Linked DNA regions of Mus musculus: all the other regions are linked to region 2. The links are chromatin loops, found by intact Hi-C in ENCODE. Cell type or tissue: left cerebral cortex. All regions are shown on one strand. Each heading gives the region's core, and the rest is flanking DNA. Links, peaks and the distances in the headings are about the cores only.

Region 1 (7,765 bases), core at 916-5,915, 71 kb after region 2:
TTGTAGACAGACTAAGGAACTTTCAAGGCTAATGAGTTTCTCACTCATCTCTATCTTGTTATTGACAGGTGGAAAGTGTGTGATGCTGGACTGAAACAGGCAGGAGACATCACAGCAGGAGTGGTCTCCAGAGCCTCTGGGGAGGGGCTCAGGTTGAATTGTCTCCTGAGAGATGGCAGCATATGCTAAGAGCACATGAGAGAAAGGGGGAGAAACAGAAACAGAGACACAGAGTCAGACAGAGACAGAGAGAGGGAGAGAGACGGAGAAAGAGAGATGGAAGGAGAGATACAGAGAGACAGAGAGGAAGAGAGACAGGGAGAGAGAGAGAGAGGGAGAGAGAGAGAGAGAGAGAGAGATCACGAGGTGAGAAAGAAAGCCAGAGAGTATGAGGCAAAGCAGCCAGACTTACCTTGTGACAACCATCACAAGTCGCCAATTCAGCCTTAGAGAACTAACCTACCCCTTCAGGACTCACATTAGTTTCTTCCAAGGGTGACACCCCTAATAACCTAATTTCTTCTCACTAGGACCCACTTCTTTAAAGATTCCATCACCTCTTAATACCAATAAACAGGGGGCCAAGCTTCTAGGACATAAACCATATCCAAGCTGTAACTGGATTCAAAGCAGAACACCCACTTAGATTCAAAGCACAGACACACAAGCTACTGTAGTAGTAGCAGCCCATCTGGGAGAGAAAGCTTGGCAAGGGGTTGATGCAAAAAGAAACCAAGTCTGAGGTGGGGGCCTGATAACCTCAGTCAAGCCATTTCTCCTCTCTCTGGACCCCAGCTTCCTCATGTGTGGTGGAGAATATTAGGCTTACACTTCACATTTTGTGCGTTCCACCCTCATTACCATTACTTGGGTTATCACTAGGCTGATTCCCCTGAGGACAGACTCTGTATCTTTTATCCCTAGCGCTGAGTGCTGGGTTGGCTTGCTGCAAAGGGCGTGCTTTCCCCCTTCTTTCTGCGTGCACACCCATCCCATGGCCCTAAGGACCACTGTGCCATCCAAGGTCAGCCACGGCACTGGAAACGGACTTGATGTTTGTCTGCTCATCATGTTAACCTCATCGCAACAGGATCCCAGTTGACTAAAAAGCTATGAAGCTAGAACTGCTGGTACTTGGTAGCCACTGGATCTTTTACAGCTAAAAGGCTTTCTGGGCTCTCCAAAGACCCTCGGAAGAGGCCTCCCCTCGGTGTGGATATGCATGGTGTGCCCCAGAGGGTCAACGGTCTGCTTCTAGAAAAGAGATGAACATTGTTTTCTACTTTATATCTTAATTTTAAAACACTGATCATGGATCCTGAAGCCCAGGCCACCTCACGTCTGCTTGCCAACAACCCCACCTACACGCCCAAGGGTCGAAGTAATAAATCCAAGGCCATCATGGGGCTGGACCAAAGATCATTTATAGTGTCTAGGCGGTTCACCTGTTCATATGTGTGGCCCTTCCTCGCAGAAGCAGAAGCCACAGACAGAATAGGAAAGAACAGAAGAGTAAAAGACACATTTGTGTATTGTGAACGGCCGTGATTTCAGTGAGGCTGGTTACCTAGAGAGAACTTGTGCTGCCCTTTGGCAGGGATCAGGGCCCGACATCCAGGTCCGTGGGCTCTTGATGTTCTTCTAGTCTTTCCTGGGTCAAAACTCAGTACTATTTCAAACTCAAAGCTGTTGAAGCGAACATTTATCTTCCATATGGAGAACTGACCAATGATGTAGAAGAACTCCTCAGGACTACAGACAGCTTTTCTCCCCCATCCTTATCCAAAACAGTATTTATGCACACGGAGTCAACTGACAGGGTTACCAGTGTTCCCTGCAAATTATAAATGTGCCCACATGCTTCTCACCCATGACTGCTCCAGGACGCCATCGCGTGGATCCAGTTACTAACCATGGTAATGTCCCCTCTGGTGGGTCCCCTCTCCCTGCTTCCCCACCCACCCTCCTTTTTTATTTCACATAGGAAACAGGAAGTCTCATCATCAGGCAAAGCCTCGAAGTGGGACCTTAACATTTGCTACTACATAATTCATGCAGATGGCAAGGTCAACAGGGCTTTGAGAGTTTATTTTGGGAGGGTGGTTTTCTGCAATTCAAATGCAGGAGTAAATGTCAACGCTAATAAAATAAAAATTCTTACAGTAGAGACTGTGTTACTAACTACAAACCAGGTGGAGGGGTGGGCTGGCTTCTCCGAGCTCACGGAGTCTTACTTCCTGCCTAATGAACGGCTCAATTCCTTCTGAAAGGCAAACACACACTGAGATAAGAAGAGCAAACTGGTAAGCCAGCAGGAGAAGTAATTTAAACCAGATTGGTGTCTCTCTCCATAAAAGGAGTAGGTTTCAGGTGTGTCTTGTAACAAAATCTAGCAATGCCGAGAGGGTCACATCACCGCAGCATGTTGGTCAGGGATTACACAAAGCATCCCATTGTTCTGATGTCACTGTGAGGCTCGTACAGAGAACTAGTGTATGGAAGGAGTCCTTGGAACGTTACTGTGTTCTATAGTTTTGTGATGATGTCTTGAGTTCTATCCAGTACAGGACAATTTTTATTTTTTATCAGTCTTCCTCTGTCTTTCTTGCCATATGGCTCTGAAATACTTTGTTCTATGACTGGGCTGGCTAAACTCGGGCCTGCTAAGTTTGCTATGTGGCCTGATGCCAGGCAACTGGATGGTTCAGGGAATAAAGATCATTAACTGTCAGCCGAGTATGTCAAGTCCCTGCTGGAAACAGCACGATGCACACGGACAGAGATCAGTTGCAGTAGGCTCGCTCATCCAGGAGACTTCTCTGCACTAGTGAGAATGAGTCATAGCTTCCATAGTCAGTCAGTGTGATGAATATTCCATGCAGGCTGCTGAGCCCAAGCAGCTGGACCTAAAGAGAATATACCACACTGTTCTATTTATACATGCAGAATAGGAAGCCATACAACCGTGTCTTAGTTAGCGTTCTACTGCTGAGAACAGACACCAGAACCTAGGACAACGTTTAACTGGGTCTGGCTTACAGGTTCAGAGCTTCAGTTCATTATCATCAAGGCAGGAGCATGGCAGCATCCAGGCAGACATGGTGTAGGAGGAGCTGAGAGTTCTACATCTTATTCTGAAGACAAACAGAAGACTGGCTCCCATGTGGTTAGGAGGAGGGTCTTAAAGCCCACACCTACAGTGGCACACCTCCTCCAACAAGGCCACACCCACAAATAGTGCCATTTCCTGAGCCACTCCCTGGGCCAAGCATATTTGAACTACCACAAGTTGATTCCCCTTGTTAGAAATGATGCCTTGTGACAGAAGCATCCTGAATGCTATGAACATCTCATTCCTGGATTTGGGGGATTGGCGCCCAGCTTATAAGAGTCCTCTGAGCTGTCTACTGTGGTGTGTGCTTATGCATACATGTATGTTTGCATGTTCGTGTATGCGTGAGTGTGTGCATGTGTCTATGTAAACAGACACACATTTGACAAAGTTGACATTGGGTGTCTTCCTTGATTGCGTTCCACTTAATCTATTGAGGCAGGATCTCTCAACTGAACGGAACTTGCCAATTCTGGCTAGTGTAACTGGCCAGCTTGTCCAAGGGATCCGCAGTCTGTTTCTCCAGTGTTGGGATTAAGGTGACCAGCGCATCTGCCAACCTTTTACATAGTTTCTGGGGATCTCAGGCTCAGTCTTCATGACTCTGTTACAAGTGCTTTAGCCACCGAGCCATCTCTCTAGCCTATGATATTAATTCTGCTATCGATGGTACTATATCTCCTGTAGCACAGACTGGCCTCAAACTCAGTGTGTAGCTGAAGCTGGCCTTCAGCTCTGATCTTCCTGCCTCCACTCGCAAACACTAGGATTACAAGCATGGGATATGAATGGAATCTGGCTCGTAAATTATTTAGTATTCTTTTGCAGTGTGTGTGTTGTGTATATGTATGTATGTATGTATGTATGTATGTATGCATATATGGAGTGTATGTCTGTGTATGTGTATATGTGTGTGTTATATGTATATATGTGTATGTGTGTTTATGTTGTGTGTGTATGTGTGTCTGTGTATATGTGTGTGTCATGTGTGTATATGATGTGTGTGTATATGCGTGCATGTTCCACCTCAGTCACTTTGATATTCATTTCTTTATATTATAAGCAAAACTCTAAAGCTCCCCTGAGTGCCACCATAGACCCAGCTCCCCTCCCCTCAGCCCCCACCTCTAACTCTTCTTCAGAGTCTCCACCTTGTTCTGACTTGGCCACCTCTCCCTCCACTTCTCAGTACTAGTTAAGCCCTGGCCCTGGAGCTGCCCCTGCCTCTCTCCAGTCCTATTTCAACTCTTTCTGCCTCTTGTAGTCTGACATTCCCGCCACTGTGAAAGACTGCTTTCTTATCAAAGCAGAGTAAGATTCACTAACGTCAGTGCACCCAGCTGTAAGAAGGAAGCATCCAGAAGGTTGGAGTCGGGGAAACAAAGGCAGCAGTGAGATCCCACATGGCTAAGGGAGGCACCACCAAGGGTTTAAAGGCCCCTTGTGTGTGTGTGTGTGAACATGGAGTGTGTCCTGTGGCCTTGGTGGGGGACACTGAGCATTTGCAAAGTACCAGGAAGGAAAGGGATTAAAGGGACAGGATGGAGTCTGTCACTAGAAAGGGAGGGAACCTAGTTCAGCACTCTGAGAATGAGGCTAAGGTGAGATGAATACCCTTGTTTCTGGATGGGAGCAGATGACCTGCTAGTCATGGCCACTGAACCAAGGCTGGCTTGTTATGTCTGTACTTGTCCCAGTAACAGAGCCACAGCGATCCACAACAGGAATCAACCTGGACGCTCCTCCCCGGTGAGCCCTGGGCTGAGCTATCACTGGGCACGGCTCACACCACCCACCTGTGGTCTGGGCCCTCTGCAGTCTCATCCAGGTTGGCACCAATTGCCCTTCTGCCTGGGACTTTGTTCCCCTCTGGGAAGGCCACCCTTTCCCCCGACATACCCAGTGTTAACTATGAACTTTAGCATTCACGTAACTACCTCTGGCCACGGCTGACATGTCCAGGATGGGTCCTTGAGCAATGAAGGATGAGAAGTCCATTTCCTGAATCCCATCTTCCACTGCAGGGAAGGCCCATCCAAAAAGGATGGATCCGGGCCAAAGGGAGAGGATGGCAGTCCTCTAGGGCAAGAACTAGAAAAGGGAAGTGAGTTATCAGGGGCTGCCATAGTTAAAATGGGAGGCTCTTGGCAGCCATGTTTCCAGATAACAGTCACAGAAACACTATTGAGAGAGAAAAAGGAGATGGGGGAAGAGGACAAAACAAATTAAAACACAAACAAAAATTAATGTAGAGCCAGAGACTGGGGTCTGAAGAAAGCAGAACTGGAAGCTAGCCTTCTGGACAGTGTCCAAGGTCCTTGGCTGTGTCCCTTCCTGAAGGCCTGATCCATTTGTGGCGTCACCAGGAGAATCCAACAACCTCAGCACAAGGTCCTGGTACTTGCAATCAAGAGAGCATTTCCTCTGAAGTCAACAAGCTGATTTTGGTTCTTCACATACAGGGTCCAGCATTATGCAAGGTCAACTTGGTCCTCCATTAAGTTCAAAACCCCAGTGGGTAACATTGGCTACTTCCTGTGGCACAAATCCTCCTAAAGTAACTCAATCTCAAGTTATCAGAGATTTAAGAACTCAAAATTCCCAAGAGCATGGCAATCACCATAGCAAAGAGCCAGCAGGGGGCATAGGAGCCAGTGGAGGTCATATCAGTGCCCTGCTGTGCCCCCTGAACCCACCCCCACCCCAGCTTCTCAGACCCTGGCCCTGTCTTTGCTCATTCAACCCTCTCTTCTCCTAGTACCTGGTGCAATTTACATTCACGTGCCCCCCAAAGGCCCATGTCCAGAAGTTTGGTCCCTAGCTGTGTCAGGATTACATCTTAGGCATATCACGGTGATGAAACAGCAGATGAAAAGAAACCTGGGGTGGAAAGGGTCTCTTTGACTTACACATCCTGGAACACAGTCCACTGAAGGAAACCAAGGCAAGAACTCAAACTGGGCAGGAACCTGGAGGCAGAAGCTGATGCAGAGGCGAGAGAGGGGGCTCTTTATTGGTTTGGTCACCATGGCTTGAACATTCAAGCTGCTTTCCTATTGAACCCAGGACCACCAGCCCGGGGGTGGCCCCACCCTCTCACATCAAACATTACTGAAGAAAATGCCCAACAGGCGTGTCTACAGCCAGATCTTATAGAAGCCTATTCTCAATTAAGGGTCCCTCCTCTCCGATGACTCCAGCTCATATAGAAAAAAAACAGTCATCACAGTAACTCGAGGAACCTCTGGGAGAGGGACACTAATCGGAAGACTTAAGGTCTCTGGAGATGAGTCCCTGAAGTGATTGGGACACCAGCCCCTTCCTACCTTCTTTTGCTTCTGACCATGAGATGATCAGTTCTGTGCCACATGTCCCCGCCACATGTGCTGTGCCACCATAGACCCAGAGACACAGGACCAAGGTCCGTGGTCTGAATCTTCTGAGACTGAGCCAGAGAGAAACTCTTCTTCCTTCCGTTTCAGTGGAAGATCCCAGCTATCAGTCGCAGTGATGGGAAACTGCGTAGGTAGGATTTCCGTTGCTTTCTCCCTTCCTCTGCTTCTCAGGGCTCGCTTACATCACTACCTCATGCTAGAAGCCGTCTCCAGCCTTCCTCATCCCCCTCGCCCCCCCCCCCCCCCCCGTCCTTCTGTCTGCTCCCAGTCTCACACTCACCACACTAAGCTGGACTTAGTGAAGGCTGGGCACCCCTGCAGGACACCAAATTCTACCTTAGTCACCCCAAAGTCAATCGACACACTTCTGCCCAGGGCTGAATGAGAAGATGGGGGTGGCGCTAGGTTCTGTTTTGAAATGGAGTCTGAATGGCCTTAGGAGAAGGCCAGGTAGGTTTGAGGCTCAGTTACCACAGCTCTGTACCACACTTTGCGGCCAAGCAGAGCGAGTGTGGTTCCGGATCATAATTCTGGCCAGGACCACAATTGGAGCAGCAGAGAACTGTTGAGTAGTCAGGTTCCAGGTTCCAAGGCAGCCTTTAGGACGATAAGCGAGAAGTTGCACTGCTTCTCAGACCCGCCCACCGGGCTCAGACCCGCCCACCTGGGTGCCCATCTCTTGTCTCCGGTCTGTGAGCCAAGCGACAGCTCTACTTCCTAAAGCCTTCAGACTTCTAATCTGCAGCATCTCGTTGCTAATCAATCATTCACTGATTGTTACTATTTAGGAAACTTGTTTGTGCATAGTTAATAACTGTTTTACAAATGTGATTTCGTCTTAGGAACTCCTTTTAAATGGGGCTCCCATATTGGTGCGGATTCTTTTTAAAGATGGGGACTGAATGTTGGGCTCATCTCGCGAGGTCCTGTCTGAGGTGACACAGAAGGGCTTGCTTGCTCTTCATGTGGGGTGGACAGTTGGGGTTCTGGCCGCCACAGCTAAAAGCCATTCAGGTTCATTTGTACTTGAGTGTGGCTAAAGTCTTTGAAATCTGAGTTAGTCCTTTACTTGTATCTGAGCTGAATGTTATATGAGAGTTCTGAGCTGTGCGCACTGTTGGACAGATCATTAATTCTCCGTGGGAGTGCAATTCCCTTTTGGCTCGGTACCAAGACCACATTATGAGGAAGTAGTTTAACCTCTGGCTTCCAGTACTGCAGTATGTCTCAGAAGGAAGGGCATGAGGCTCTCCAGTCA
Region 2 (7,765 bases), core at 1,324-6,323:
TTTTCTGCTTTAAAGTGGGGGAGTTTATAAGGCCTGCCTATGAACCTGGTAGCCGACTTTAAGAGAACATGACCTTTCTGTTCCCACCAAAAGCTTTGACTTTTATGAGGAAAGATTTTAAAGCAGAGAGCTCTAGCTAAGGGACGTGCGTGGTGGTTTAAGGGGATGCGTGTGAGAGATTCTTCCCTTAGTCCTTTGAAATCCTTAAGCATTGCTGATGCCTCTTGGGCAGGTCCTACCTTTATGAAAGAAAAACATTCAAAGCGTTCCCTTGCCATCCGTTGTGATTGGAAAATAAGTCCGGTGATCTCATGGGAGTTAGAGCAAATCCTCGGTTCCCCAGGAGAAGTTCATTTTCTTGATGGTAAAAATAAGCAAGATGGGGCTAGTGGCAGAGCACAGGTGTGTGCCAGGCGCCACAGTCAATGGGAAGAGCTGTTTCCAGATGTGCACAGCTGGTCCGAGGCGGGGCTTTAAAACCATGCAGCTGGACCTATTTCCACAGAGTTTTGCTTGTTTGGCTAACATTCTTTCGTTGTGCAGCTCATTTAAGGAAGGAGGGAGCAAGGCAGGAGAAATGCCTTAAAGTTCCCAGAGCCTCAAGAATCCAAAGGAAGTGTTTTTGTTGAGCAAGTTAGAACCCATCTACTGAACTGGATACTTTAGGGGTATAGCATGTGCCAGTACTGGCCTGGAAGTATGGGCCCTCTTCCCCTGCTGTGGCCCTGTGCTGCATGTGACCTGGATGATGGAGAGTCACAAGGTCACGTTTCCCTTTGCTAAGGTGAGAGAAGAATAACAGGCTCAGCCCCAGCTTGCTATAAGGATGGTGTGACTTCATGTCCGCTGCACCTGGTACTCTAGAGAGGGAACTGTGCCCTGTTCTCTACACTCTACCCAATGCCCCAGCTTCCTGCCAACCACTCGACTGATACACATCTTATTCAGTCCTCACAGTGACACTATGACTGTCTTTAAATGATAGTTGAAAGCTTTGATACAAACCCTACAGAGGTCAAGGACCCCAGCCAAAGTCAACACTTGCCAAGTTGTCAACCTGAGTCATTTTGCTTCTGGGACCTTGATGTTTCTGTATTCTCAAAAGAGCCATGCAGTGCAGGAAGGGTGAGGGGATGTGAAGGAAAAAAGAGTAAGAGAGAATGGAGTGATGATGGACAGGGCAGGGGCTGAGCAGCAGGCCTCCCAGGACTCACAGCAAGTGACCTGGAGGGCCTGGCTGCAATGAGAAAGTCTGGGGCTGGAGAACCGTGTGGTGCTTCATCTTTTCTGAGACGACTTCTCATCTGTCACATGAGGTGTGTACCGCCTCCCACGGCTGTGACAAGTCAACTGTGTCTAGGGAGCTCATAGCAGAGAGCCTGGCTCTACAGTCTTGTCCCAGGAAATCTCATTCCTGGTCCTCCCTGCACTGCTCCTCCCTCTGTGCCAGATGATTACATGGGGGGGGGGAGGGGGAGGGGAGGGGAAGGGGAGAGGAGGGGAGGGGAGGGGGAGGGAAGGGGGAGGGGGATGGTGGAGAACAAACCTAGCTGTGTCTCATAGGAACGCAGAGCACTGTTCACCAAGTCTCAGCTTTCTTCCTGTCCTCTCCCCTTCCTGGGGGTGGGGTGAGGGAGTCACTGTCCCAGCCGTGCAACAGGGGTAACAGCTCAGCCTCAAGAAAAGTATCCCATTTGCTCCCTATTTTTAGGCTTGGTAATTGCACCAATGTTGAATAAAATTGTCATCGTTATGACAGTTTTATTCTCCCACGTAAGAGATGAATGCAGCCAGCAAAACGCTTTGACAACAACTAATTGTACTCACTGTGTTATCACGCAGATACGTTCTATAGCCCTTTCTTTTTTGGTGGGGAGGGGAGCTTTGGCCTGTTCTGTTCCACACTGTGCTCTGGCTTGTGACTCTGTGTAGAACCTCCCCCCGTTCCTCAGAGCCAAACCGGCCATCTTTCCCATTGCTTCTGCTCCAAAGTTGAGCCCCAAAGTGAAGTATGGGAGATGGGTAAGGAGGGACGGACTCTAGGTTGCTCTTATAACAGGACTCTCTCTGTGGGATGGAGAAAGGAGCCCAGCAAGGCAGAGTCTTCTGGACACTGCCTGGTGGGCATTTCCGGGGAAAGGTAAGGTTCCTGTTTGAGAAGAGGAACGTCCTTTCCTTATGGAATACCACATATGATGGGAATGTTCAATATTCTTCACAGCTCTGCTAGTACTGGAAGGAGACCTCAGTGACCCAAACTCTAGTTGCTGCTTATGATCCAGCAACAGCCACAACAAAATGACAGCTTTCAGACCTTGGTCACTGTGTGGCCATCCCTGCCACCTCTCATGCCCCATGCAGTTCTTCTCCAGCATCCCTGGATGCCCTTTTCTAGGCCTTGACCTTGGACTCTTGGCTACCATATGGCAACCATGTTTTCTTCTTTTCCAGTGAGCGGTGTATTTGAAGTGGCTCATTGGGAACCAACTGTTCTGACTTGTAGGGAATTTGCTAGCAGTTGTTAAGTGCAGCCACTGTTAAAACCAAAGTTATGTAAGTATAGATTAATTACGTGGAAGGCAGAGATGTGTAGTTACAAGCCTACATCCTAACACATGCATTTTTAATGTTCCCTCTTAAGATTTGGCTGACATGTTTGTAGAAATATGAATGCCAAGTGACTGTGAGATCCTATTCATTCTGGTCTCTAGTTCACCGATGTCATTAGAACCAGAAGATTGCCCAGGGGAGAAGTGTTTACATCCCAGAAATTGGCAAATGGACCTCTTCCCGACCCCCCCCCCCCATTCTGAGTGCCCTTATTAGTACACCCTGGTCTTAACTCTGGCACAGTTGTGTGACCACAGCGTGGGAGCCAGTAACCAAGGAAACTATAGCTGCATCTTCGCTGCAGTGGGTGTGCAGTGGCTGATGGCTTTGGGGGTCTGGGCACCAGGTAGCACTGCCTTCATGACCAGGCCTGTCATCAACTCTGACTATGACAAGAGTGATGCTGCTACTGTTGTTCACTAGAAGTCCTGAGGGGCTGTCACCTGGTGTTCTGTGGGTTTGACAGACAGGTACCACCAGCTTATAAAGAGAACGAGTTACTTTTGTCTCCTGGCTGTAGAAGTTTCCAAATGTGATTAGTTGACCCCATGCCTTTGGGCTTATGATGGCACATGATGGAGGTGCCACCTTGAGGACCTTGGGGAGATAATGTCTAACCTACAGGTCAGGTGTGATGGCACGTGCTTAGTATCTGAGTCACAAGTAGGAGAACCATGAGTTCAAGGCCACCTGGGCTACATAGTGAGACCCTGCCTTTAAATAGAAGTCACCTTCAGCAGCAGGAAGGCACCCAATTAAGGAAGGCAGCCTTTTAAAGGTGCCTGGCACTGCAGGGAGCGGGGCCTGGGGTGTAGGATCGGCAACACTGTCTCTGCTAAGCATGAAGTCACTTTGATCCACAGACCCTAGTTCCACTTCTCTAAGCTAACTTGGGGCTTTTGTTGTTCCTTTGAAACATGTCACTTCCAGGGCCTCCAGCATCCCCATGCATGTGGGGTCCATGCCTCCTCTTGGGATACTGGGGTGAATAGAACTCATATTCTGCTGGGTATTGTTGCTAAAATTCCTCCCTAGGGGGAGGTGTAAGCAGCATCTACCCTCCTCCTAAGGTATCGGCAAGGTTCACTCTGGGAAAGCAATGAATGCACTGGGCTTCCGGAAAGAGCATAGGTAACAAACAGGTATGGGTACCCAACCCACAACACGCTACACCTGCAAAGCCTTTATCTACCAGGGATGAGGGCTTCCCTACAGCCATGGATGGCAACCTACCCCCAAGGACCCCCTCTCAGTTGTGCTAGCTTAACTCTAGTTCCTTGTCGGGGGCCAAGTGCAGTTAGGGCGGCAAGACACATAATAGGTGTTAAGGAGCAGCTGGATACTCCGGTGAGAGTTCTGACCCTTCCCCAACTGTCCACCAGGGGGTGTGAGCAGCCAACAACCCCAGTCGGATAATCCTTTTGAAGAGGGCAACAGGGCAGTTGCCCCACTTGGAGGACAGTCACACTAGGCAGCTGCCCACCTCCCTGGGTGGTCCAACCCCACAGGAAGAGAGCTTTATAAGGTACCATAGCCAGTCTTGCACTTGGTGCATAAAATCAACCCCATCGCTGTGCCTCCCCCTCCCTCAAGTGGTTCCAGGGTTTTGCTAGCACAGACTCTTCCATTCAGTCTTCATCCTGTAACCCCGGGTGTCTCGGGGAAGACACCTGCCTGCGCTTCAAAGGCGTGACACTCTCAGACGTTATTATGTGCTCTGGAATTTGACTATCTGAGAAGCCAGACAGACAGGCTTAAATGCCAGCACCAAGTCCCTGTTCAAACATCCCCAGAAGTGTGAACAGTCAACCCCCGTCCCTCTCAGAAATGCTTGATGCATCACAAAATATTGTCACCTTTCTGGTGGGATGATGTGTGTCTCTACCAGCGCGAGAGAAGGAAAGAAAATGGGATCCCAGTTGAATGTCAGGCCCACATTAAACAGTACTCTGTCGGCCAGGGAACTGTTTACAGCTGTCGGCCCAGGCCCAGGATGGTGGCTTTGGGTCCTGCAGTGAAGACAGCCAAATAGTGCAAAAGGCTGAGGGGAATTCTGCCCTTATGGGCAACTCTTAGGATGCTATTTTATTTTCCTATAGTCAGGTGGGAAATGATCCTTAGGTTGAGGTAACCCTAAGCTCCATAAAACTTCTCTAAGAAGTGGAGGGTACCCAGCAGGTAGATCAGATCCCCGGAAGATGGTGTGTGGAGCCCTGTGCCTGGACTAGCCAGCTTTGTTATTAAGGAATATTTCAAGACTGTATTTAAACAACCAAGCCCTAAGAGGTAGAACTTGCCCATCTGTGTCAAAACTCCATGGCATAAAAATTACCCATAAGACTCTGCAGCAGCCCTGGCACCAACCCTGTCTAACTATAAGAAAAAGAGCACAGATGGGATTTTCCATTTAAGACACGTGTCACCTTGCTCTGGGTTGGTTACTTGGAAACAACATAAGCTTTCAGTGGAGCAGGTGAGGAGGGTGAACCCATGCCAGACTCGGGCACAGCAGCATTTGGATGTTGGCACTGTCCGGGATACTTAGCCAAGGTGACTCGATAGTGCTGTCTCACGGCGTAACCTCACCCTAAGGTGAATGGTCCTCCTGAATGGACATCATCGGGCCTTGTACTCGACCTCTCCCGCTCACTGTTTGCGTATGAGCACAGCCAATCAGTACAGGGCAGGCATTAGATCAGGCCAGGAAAAGGGAGGCATGAGAAAAATGTCAGAAGCCCAGATGTACTTCAAGAAATAGGACACTATAAACAGAAGGTCTGAACACTGGGCTTAAAGGAAGCAGCAACACACAAAAGTCTGAGGACTACAGTAGGCTGGAGTGGTGACCGGGTTGAGTGGGGAGTGTGGATAGCCACACAGCTCATGCATTTAACAGTGCCATCTGCCTTCCTCAAGTACCACAGAGTCCGTACCCCCTCCCCCATTACTAAAAGGCTGGAACGAGTCCCAGCTGGGGCCCTTTGCTTCACTGGCTCACTGTGAGGAGCTTGTTCAACTCAAGCTCCGTGCTTGGGAAGAGACGCTGAGAATGTGGTGTAGTAGTCGCTGCTATCTGGCGCTCGGAACACCGAGAACTGGGAACCTGTCCAGAGCTTGGAATCTCTATTTCATGAGACTGAGCAAAGAAGCATCAGGAAGACTGGTTCCACGAGGGCAGAAAGTAGATGCTGGACTCCTTTTTCCTCTCCGTAAGAGATCGGGCAACTGCTTCCTGTTGCGTTAAGCGTTAAGAAAAGCCTGTGAATGATGGGAGGGCTGGGTCACACCCACAGCAGCTGTCCCAGCCCTTCCGCGGGGCCCCATCACAGCCACAGATAAGGACAATGTGATGGACAGCTTGTAGGACCTTTCTCAAGAGGAAGGTGGAGGGCTAGTGGGGACAGGCTGGAGACAGAACTTCTGGGAGTGGACAGCAGCGCAAAGGGCTAGCATGTGCTATGGGAGGAGACTTCCATGGGTGAAGCCCAGCATCAGGAGTGCCATAAAGAATGCCAGGTAAGGCCAACACCCGGACAGCAGTGCTCCGTCCAGTGCTCCCGATGGCCAGATTGCCACGTTTAGGTCAGAATCAATAGAAAGGGCAATTTCTGGATCCATGGGGTTAGAGGCCATTTGAGGACAGATGTTTGTCTGTATTAGGAGCCGACCTTTGTCCCATGAGTCCCAATAGGTTGAACTAGAGTGAGTTTTGTGTCACTCTGAGAACCTGCAGAGGCTGATGATTCTCAGTGTCCATTAGTGTTTCAGGGACCAGTACAGAGGATAATGCTTCAACTCTGGGAGGGCCACCCGTGGCCTGCACACCAGAACAGTCTGGGTTCAGTAGCACATAGCAGAGGTATACAGAAAGGCTGGTTCATCAGCGCAACCTTCTAGAATCTTCCAGTCACTGAAACATGGAGTCTTAAGCCTCAGGGAGCAGACATCTGGCCCTTTAGACCTAGAGTGACTAACGGGGAATTCTGTCATTATCTTTCAGGTGCAGAATTTAGGAAACCTGGGTCCAAGGAGAGCCTTTGGGTATTGTTTATTGGCTTCAGAAAGTCTGGCTGGTGGTCAGACAATATTTTTTTTTTGAGGAGTAACATAAAGAATCTGTTGCTTAATTCCCCACCAAGTGGCCTGGAGTCATTCGCAGAGCTGGCTCCTGTGGGGTAACCTCTGGCAGTAACAAGCTCAGGGGCTCCCACTAGGCCCACAGTGGCAGTTCTCTGATGCAGAGATCTTAGAAGGGAAGAGAGTAGCAGGAGCCATTCTAGAGAATGGCTTTAGCCTCCTCTCTAACCATCTTTGTGCGTGTTCAGCATTTGGGGGATGCATCAGCTTGGCTGATCAATTAAATCAGGGAGCTAGGAGAAATGGTAGGCTGGAGGTATGTAATGAGGTGCAGCTTGGTCTCATTCAAACACAAGTCTCTCCACCTGCAGTGCTCCAGAGAAGCCAGAGGTGGAATAGACCCTGAAGATTCAGATTTAACACCAAGATGAAAGGCAGCCAGGAGTGATGAGAGGACCCTGGCTTCATAACCAGATACTTTCTTTATGTTTAGTTTTCAACCAGGGCTGTGTGGTTGATTAGGCAATCTACAAACTCTTACATCATTGAATGAGCGCTGCTCTTGATGTAGGAAGGACCTGACTCCTCCTTCTGTTGGCTGTGTGATGTTGGTCACATTTCTTAGCCTTTCTGAGCCTTAGTTCACTCAAATGTGTGTGGATGGGGGGAGGCACTAATGAATGGTTTTTAAAGGTTGACATGAATAAAGTTATATATATTTACATGAAATAAACGTATAGAGTGGACTATGCACTACAGATATGAGGGATTAATGTAGTAGTCACAGCAGGAGTTTTTCTACAGTGATTTTCAATCATCAGCCTAAGGGCTGGAGACATGGCTCAGTCGTAGAAAGCTTGGCTTGCATGGCAAAGCTCTGGCTTCATCGCCAGCACTGCAAAAAAAATGCATAATTTTTATACTCATTTTTTTGTTGGAACAAAGTAGAGATGTCAGAGTCAGGATATGGTGGGGAGGGGGAGGCTGGAATGTCCCAGTGTGACTGAAACATTAGAAGATGGCCAGAAACCTGGTAGACCTGTATGGTCAAGTCTACTCTTGCTTTAGGGAGGCAGCT
Region 3 (7,765 bases), core at 1,500-6,499, 83 kb before region 2:
CTCTCCCACTGGCAGCTGATAGCAGAAGAAACTGGTTGTCCATTAGAAGATTGGCTTCTCAGGGGAAGGGAGGATGGGATGGGCGTTTCTGGGACAGAGGGAGGGGCGGGGGAACCGGGAAAGGGGCTAACATATGAAATGTAAGTAAAGAAAAGATCCAATTAAAAGAAAAGAAAAAATTAAAATTATTAAGTTAGATCTATATTATAATCACCCAGAATAAATATTTTTATAAAAGAAGAAGAAGAAGAAGAAGGAGGGGGAAGGGGAAGGGGAGGGGGAGGGGAGAGAGGGAGAGGGAGAGGGAGAGGGAGAGGGAGAGGGAGAAGGAGAAGGAGAAGGAGAAGGAGAAGAAGAAGAAGAAGAAGAAGAAGAAGAAGAAGAAGAAGAAGAGGGGGAGGGGGGAGGGGGAGGACTGGCTCTGGCTTCTGGGTGTGCTCCTTGACTTGTCAAAGATGAAGATGTGACATCTGCGTCCCTGTGTATCACATAGAACAAGAATGAGACTTCCACTCCTCCTTCCATCTTCTCTGTCCTCTCATCCTGGATGATGATGGATAAGCGACAGACACTTGGGTTATTTTTGTGAACCTGGCAAGAGCTGAAGTTTCCTTCTTCTGTATCTTAAGGCTCCATGCATTTGCTCACTTCAGTGCCTACGGCAATGACCAAGAAATAATTGCAACGATGGGATTATCGGTCCAGCCTTGGATCTCTGGTTTAGAAGGGCTGGGTAGGCACAGCCTTGTTGTAGAGAGAGTTGCTAGCTAATATTGTCCCACTCACACTGGTGCTCCTTTTGGAGGTATGAAGGACCGACACCCCCCACAGTGACGGCTCATATCAATGGATCGCTGACTCTAGCAAGCCCTGTTCTAGCGGGGGGGGGGGGCACAATTCACTGAATCTTACCCTGTTCTATCAATGCCAATCCCAGCATTATGCCCACCTTCCAGATGAGAAAAGGGAAGCACAGACAGGGAGTGGCAGAACCAGGCCCTAGGCCTGGCAATGAACCAGAGCACAGCCCCAACCACGGTCCTGCCTTACTCTGCTAGGCTTCCTGCCTTCTGTGGGGATAGAATCCACAGGATGTTTTCCAGGATCTATTAGGTTGAACTCCAGATATCAGAGTCGCTTGTATGGCAGGAGGAATAAAAACAAACAAACAAACAAACAAACAAACAAACCAACCAACGTTGGTTGTGATAACTGGTCTGCCATTTTGGAGCAGAAAGCCCCACCATCTGATGGGAGAGACAGAAGGAAGAGGTGGACCACTGTGAACCGATGACATCAGAGTTGGGAGCTCCCCAAGTCCTCAGTGAAGTGTAGTACTGTGGAAGATGCTTATACTTAAGAGAACTGAACTAGAACAACACTGGTCCTGTGTGGACCCGGAAGGCCAGCTAGCTCGGCTGGCGTGACCTGGTGGGTAGGGTAGATAGGGTGGTTCAGTGGGTGAGAGCTTGCTGTGGTGAAGACCAGCCTCTCTTTACTGCTGCTCTGGTGAAGTTACTGGGGTGTCTGAATCGTGGTCCAGGCTAAGTGAGGCTGAAAGGTCCACGAAGCAGGTTCATTTAATGCATGTTTAGCTTCTCAGGGTTGAAGGAGACGTTAAGTGTCTCTGGTGGGTGATTTAGCACTTACGGCGGTCGCTATGGAGATGGACTATAGAGTGCCAGAGAGTGGGGTAAGTGCTAGATGGTGTGTGAGGGGCCTTTCTGTTCAGGAAAAGCACATGCCAGGACGCCCACCCAGCTTTACCCTCGTTCATCTGAGTTTTTCAAGGCTGCTGTAAGTGATGGGCCCTTTATCTGGCCGGTTCTCCGCTACCACACTGTAATGCCCATCCCTTGCCACTAGAGGGCTGAGGTTTTGCACAATGACAGGGACACCTTCGAGTTCATGGGTCTCCAGAGGAGCTGAGGAGGCCAAGCAAGGTAGAGTCTGAAAACTGACTTAAAGAGTAGATGAGGTAGCACCGTATCTGAGCGGGGTGGGGGTGGGTGGGTGGCTTCTGTGCTTCCACCGCACCCTGTGTGAACAGTGGCTGTGGTCTGTGTGGCTGATGGAGGCCATACATGTGTGATCTTGGCAGGTAGCTGTGAGGTTGGGGAGCGAATGTATGCAGTATAAACTTGCATCCATTTTCTTTCCCCCTCCATCTTTCCCCTGCCCCCCACCCCCTGCTTCCTCTTGGGCTGTTTCTTTGAGTTTTACTTGGCATCTGGTCATTTCTCAGTGTTGTAAGGGGTTCTCAGGCTCCCAAGGTGGGTAGCCCCGTTCTAGAAGGCCAATCGAAAAAGAGGTGACAGAGAGGTGGCTCTTTTGTCCAGTACTGTGCTGGATTGTGTCCTGCTACAGAGTCTGCTGTGACACATGTCACTGCTGTGACAGATGCAGAGCCCAAACTGCCAAACATTTCCGAACATTTCCTGCTGCTCCGTCCAGGGCCATGTTGTTCCCATAGTATGGATGGTGTGTTCTCGGTGTTCCTCAGTGTGCGGATGCTGATGAGACTTAGGTCCTGTTCCAGCTTAAGGGTAGGCAATAGCTGGCTCTCCTTCACGGTGACAGAGTATCCAGGACATTCGGCTCAATGGTGGGGGGGGGGGGAGCATTTGTTTCAGGTTATGGTTTCAGAGCTTTGAGTCTGATGTCACTTGGTCTTCATGCCTTTTGGCATGAGGCAGCAGAGAACATTACGGTGGGAGCTTGTGGTGGAGGAGGCCTGTGTGCCTCCTGGAACCGGAAGCAAAGGAGGACACAGGAAGTGACTGGGGCCTCAATATCCCTACGTCTCCAAAGACCTAACTTCCTTCCACTAAGCCCACAGTTGTGAGTGAGCTGTGAAGAGGAGGGGGGAAGTAGGGGAGGATGGGGGGTAGGGGGGATGCCTTATGGAATAAAAATGAACTCACAAGCCATACTAGTTTCTTTTTTAACTCACAAAGTACTACCACTACCACTTAGTAGCCATGACTAGTGGTGGTCACATGTTCTCTTACTCCAATAGTAAGTATTCTCAGGCCATTTATTACCCTGCCCATGATGATATTTAAGTATGGGTTGCAGAATGGCCAGGTCTGCTGACAGATTGGCCACTGCTGCCCTAGTGTGAGGTGTTCCTTCTTATACCTTGTTCAAGCAAGGGCATTGCATCTTTCCTTGGTCTGGTGTGTTTGATAAGTTCATGAGTCAAACTCTCCTAATATAGCTTAAATATGCTCACATTATCCTGATTTACTGTTAAGACTCCTACTATGTAAATAATTTGTGTCTGTGTCTCACGGCTTATCTTATGGACAGAGGATGGCTGTCTCCTCCCGTAAACAAAATGTAGAGAGGATCAACTTCAGCATCTGCATAGAGTGGGCCAGAGTCGGTCCAGCCAGGCTTGTCCCCTAAGCTGCTGTTCTATGTAATTTGCAGTCAGTTAGAATAGGCTGCAACCTGGCCTCTAGACCCTTCCTAAAGGTTCTAGCACCTTCCAACACACCATCGACTAGGGCCTAGTATCTAACAGATGGGCCTTGAAACTCACCCGGATCCTAGCTCAAATGGAGTACAATGTGTGAAGCAGGCACAGGCTGGAAGGCGTGCGTGGTGGCAGGCACGGCTCTCACTGTGGCTAGAGCATACTTCCATCTGTCGTAGCCTAGAAATCTAAAGACAAGCATGTCCCAAATCCAGGCGCTCTCCCCACTCCCACACCATGTTTCCCTGCCCCAGTGGAGGAGTCTATGCTGTAGACAGTTCTTTCTATAGCCTTCTCTCCCTGAAGGAGTGAATCAGGACTAGAATGGCCAAAGGGCAGGAAGCAACAGGGAGAAAGAGAACGGAAGCGTGGATCATGTTTAATTCATAAACCAAATAATCTCTCGCCCTTGGCAATGTGCAGGATACTTCTCACCCTGCAGTAGGTGGCTCTTTCAGGAAAACAAGTCGTGTTTAATTGCATTTATATTTACTGGGCACCCATTAGTTAGCCACTGTATTGGAGACCGCAGGCATATCAAAAAGATAAAAGTCAAATCTTCAGGAATCCTATGGTATAAGATGCTACTTGAACATAAGATAGCAGGGGCCAGCAGTGCAGATTCACTTTTGTTATTGATGAGGAGACAGGCACTCTACTACCGAGCTGCATCTCCAGTCCCAAGGACATGTTTGATTGGGGACATTACAAATGTCACATTCATGTGTGCATTTTAACACACTAAAGTGAGGAGAAACATGGCTAGCCCAGCCCATCAGGACCTTTAGGCTTGTCTGTGGAGTATGAGCTTTGGGAAGTGTGAAGATGTGCTGAGTACCTGACTAGCCTCCTGCTTGGATCTGGGTGGGGACTTAGGAGCAGGTGAACACTGAGAAAGCAGTTGCTGGTAGGGACCAGGGTTTTTGTGTCCCAGACCGTGGCAGGAAATTCTTGCCCAAGACCAGAGATTGCAACAAGTTGAGCCTTAGCTTACCTGAGTGAACCACACGGAGCTGGGAATTGATGCAAAAAGCAAGATGAATGTATTGTCCCAATGTATTGGGGCCACCTGAAGGAGAGATGGGGACCCCTACCCCCACCCCAGTCCATTTGGTCAGTCTTTATACAGTTTTTTTCAGAGCAGCAGCCATTAGGCACAATGCGATTGGCAGAACAGTGTGACTTTTAAATTGATTGGTCTTTGGGGAATGAGGTGGCAGGGTCTGTTGTGCGGAATGTGTTTACCTGGTCTAGACCTCCCCCACCTGCAGGTCTGGTCCTCCCGCGGAATGTTAATTAGCTTTCCCCTTCCAGAGGAGAAGGGTCTGGTGGGATTTTTCAGAAAGGTCCTGCACTGACCTTTTCAAACGGAAACTATGAACTGGGCCTGAGCCCTGAGGAGAGAGCGAGTGCACAGACTTGCATAGCTGTGCTTAACCTTACTCACAGGGCCAGAGAGGAGTGGGGCAGAGGAGAGGGAGATTAGCATCTGGGTGGCACAGAGATAAAAGGAGGAACAGATTGGGAGCAAATGAGGTGCTAGGGAGAGGAGGACACATCCCAGGTATGCCAGAATGTCTGCTGGCGGCCCATGCTTGTGTAATAAATTGCAAACTCAGGGCTGGGTGGACCGTGTGGCTTCACAGGTCAGCAGCATGGAGGTGAGACACAGGTTACAGCTAATGGGGCTTTGGGTACTGGCAGGCGGGGCCATGGTCTTAGAGGTCTGTTGATGTGTGTGTTCTACTCTGGATGTTTGAGTTTGAGCCTCCGCTGGGATGGGGGAGGAGGCCATGAATCGGCATTGAGTTAGAAGAGAGCTAGTGGGGCTTACTGAGAACTCATCCGCTAGAGGTAGCCGTGAGCCCATGGGAAGGGATGAGTTCACCAAAGGGAGGAGCAGGGGGCCAAGGGAGCACCGCTCGTGAATCCTTCTTATCACAGGGCTGCTTGGTGCCAGGGTCTCCGACACACAGATACCAGTTAGGCATCCAGAGCACCAGCAGGGCTCAGAGAGAAGCTTGCATGCTGAGATGGCGTTGAGGTTAGAAGTGTGGAGTACAATCACTGGCCATAGCCTTGGAAGACTCTAGATGGAGGGACCCTTGCAAGGGCATATTTATATTCTAGTGTATGGCTGTACTGTCAGTAAGTAAGCAAGGCCTTCCAGGTTCTGCAGGGCAGTCAGGAACTGTTCTTCCTGGTTGGGGAGGAAAGAAGGGTTGCAAGTCCCACAAGCACAAATTCCAGTGAACTCTACATGCAGAGAGAGAGGAGAGGGGTAGAAGTTTTGATCTACCCTGGATTGTGAATGACTGCTTCTCCTTACAGCTAGTGCTTCTTTTCTTTCCAATTCCTTGGCATCTGCAGCCAGTCCACAGCTAGTGGTCCCATATTTGTGAGGCTCACCATCTGTAAAAGGCTAATAGTGCCTCATCCCAAGGTGTCCTCCTCCTAATTCTGCAACTGGAGAGTATCTTACCATACACAAATGATAAGACAGACTTGAAAGATGTGAGTGTCTTGAGGTTAAGATGGAAAACAATCCTGGGCTCCTGGATGGTGCTACTATAATCCCAGGAGTCTGCAGTGGTGGAAGGAGAACCCAGGAGTGGCTGAGGTGACATAATACCTGAAGCAGAGGTTACAGCAACAAGGTTGTTTGTTGAGGACCACAAGTCAAGGGAAACAGGCAGCCCCTAAGATCTCCAAAGGACAAGGAAACGGGCTTTCTTCTGAAGCCCCTCAAAAGAACATACCCATTTTGGACTTCTGGCATCTGGACCTGCAGGATCAGTCTGTGTTGCTTTCAGACACTAAATTCACAGTGATTGATTACAGCAGCAGGGAAACAAATACTATAGTGTATCCCAATTTTCTAGCACAAAGTGTAGTTCACTGGGTATGTGATGGAGCCAGTGGTTAATTGACTCTGACCTCTGAGGTGGGAAGCTTTGAAATGTTGCTGAAGGTCTACCTGACTTTATTTAGACATGGGGGGGGTGTGCCCACAGAAATCCCCCCCTGAGTGAGGTCCTCCTCTGTGGGTTGAAGATGTGGGTTTTGCTAGAGAACTCTCTAGCCCAGCACAGATCTTATGGTGACTGTCCCAGCAGGGTTTGTAGACTGCACTTCCTCCTTTGACTCCAGCCAGCTCTTCACTTTCATGCCCATCCTATTGCAAATCTAAGTTCAAAAGAATTCTTCCAAGTCTCAAGAGCCCAGTGGGCTGGCAACTCATGGGACTGTGCCTAAAGGACCTCAGAAATTTGCCTGGAGTACATCCTATTCATGTAGATAATGCCCTTAGGAAACTCATTGCAGAGTAAGGTAAGTGAAATGGGTACAAACAGCAGAGGAAAAACCCTCAAAAGGAAACAAAATAACAAATGAGTACAATAACAGAGGGAAAACCTTCAAAATGAAACAAAATGGCAACCCTCAAAAGGAAACAAAATAACAAAAGTATCTTGGCTGTCTGAGGTAGCAGGAGCGATTTTGCTCTCCCTGTCTGGCAGATCTTAGGCACAGTTATCTATGGCAGAAATCTTGTTTGGGCAGAGTGTGTGCCAGGCTCAGTAGCCAAAGCAGCACTGTGTATGTAACCCGAGGGTCTTACACGTGACTAGCCCCCCACCAGGCACGTGGCCACAGTGCCCACACCTCTGCTCACCTCCCAGGCTGGGGAACAGCTTCCAGTGGCCAGGTAACTAGGAAGAGTCTGGCTGTGTGGCTGGGGATGCTGGTACCGTGCAGAGTGTACTGGTTAGTTTTGTATCACTAAGACCTAAGTGCCTGAGAACAACTTGAAGGACTTTACCCATTTTCAGCGTGTTCAGTCCATGGTTGCTTAGCTCCTTGTGTATGGTAGAGGATCATGGGGCAGAAATTTGTGGTGGAGGAGCTTCTCCACTTGTTAGCAGGCGGGAAGCAGAGAGGGAGGGGGAAGAGGAGGGGAGGGAGAGAGAGAGGGATGAGAGGGGGAGGGAGAGGGGTGAGAGGAGGAGGGGGAGGGGGAGAGAGAGGAGGTGGTGAAGGGAGAGAGAGAGAGAGGGAGACAGAGGGGTGGGAGGGGAGGGAGAGAGGAGGTGGGAGGGGGAGGGGTGAGAGAGAGGAGTGAAGGGAGGGAGAGGAGGGGAAGGGGGGAGAGGAGAGTGAGGGGGGAGAGAGGAAGAGAGGGAGAAAGGCAGGTGAGAGAGAGAGAGAGGGAGAGAGAGAGAGAGAGAGAGAGAGAGAGAGAGAGAGAGAGAGAGAGAGAGAGAGAGAGGGAGAGAGGAGAGAAGG

The links. Peaks named below come from ENCODE experiments on the same cell type or tissue, not always from the same donor. Only the 100,000 strongest peaks of a DNase experiment are listed, where the experiment ranks them.
Region 1: a loop joins it to region 2, with 2.5 times the contacts of the local background. A loop is called at or near these places in 18 of 42 quality-filtered maps.
Region 3: it touches region 2 in a loop (6-fold over the local background); 2 of 42 quality-filtered maps call a loop at or near these places.

The regions. Positions count from the first base shown.
Region 1 is chr1:181,532,896-181,540,660 of GRCm38, forward strand. It overlaps Gm32767 (a long non-coding RNA gene), which reads right to left and starts at 7,119. Exons shown (of 3, transcript XR_373754.2): 1 at 6,788-7,119; 2 at 5,050-5,203; 3 at 2,101-2,906. In left cerebral cortex, for the core only: no CTCF peak of the experiment used is centred there; a DNase peak (open chromatin) is centred at 2,882; H3K27ac peaks cover 1,241 bases.
Region 2 is chr1:181,461,220-181,468,984 of GRCm38, forward strand. No RefSeq gene overlaps it. Among named protein-coding and RNA genes, the nearest start is that of Ccdc121, 46 kb to the right of the region's middle. In left cerebral cortex, for the core only: a CTCF peak has its summit at 3,995 (motif pointing right); DNase peaks (open chromatin) are centred at 1,744, 4,069, 4,350, 5,021 and 1 more place; H3K27ac peaks cover 881 bases.
Region 3 is chr1:181,377,981-181,385,745 of GRCm38, forward strand. The region is part of intron 1 of Cnih3 (cornichon family AMPA receptor auxiliary protein 3); the gene reads left to right. Among named protein-coding and RNA genes, the nearest start is that of Cnih3, 29 kb to the left of the region's middle. In left cerebral cortex, for the core only: a CTCF peak has its summit at 1,860 (motif pointing right); DNase peaks (open chromatin) are centred at 1,827 and 3,639.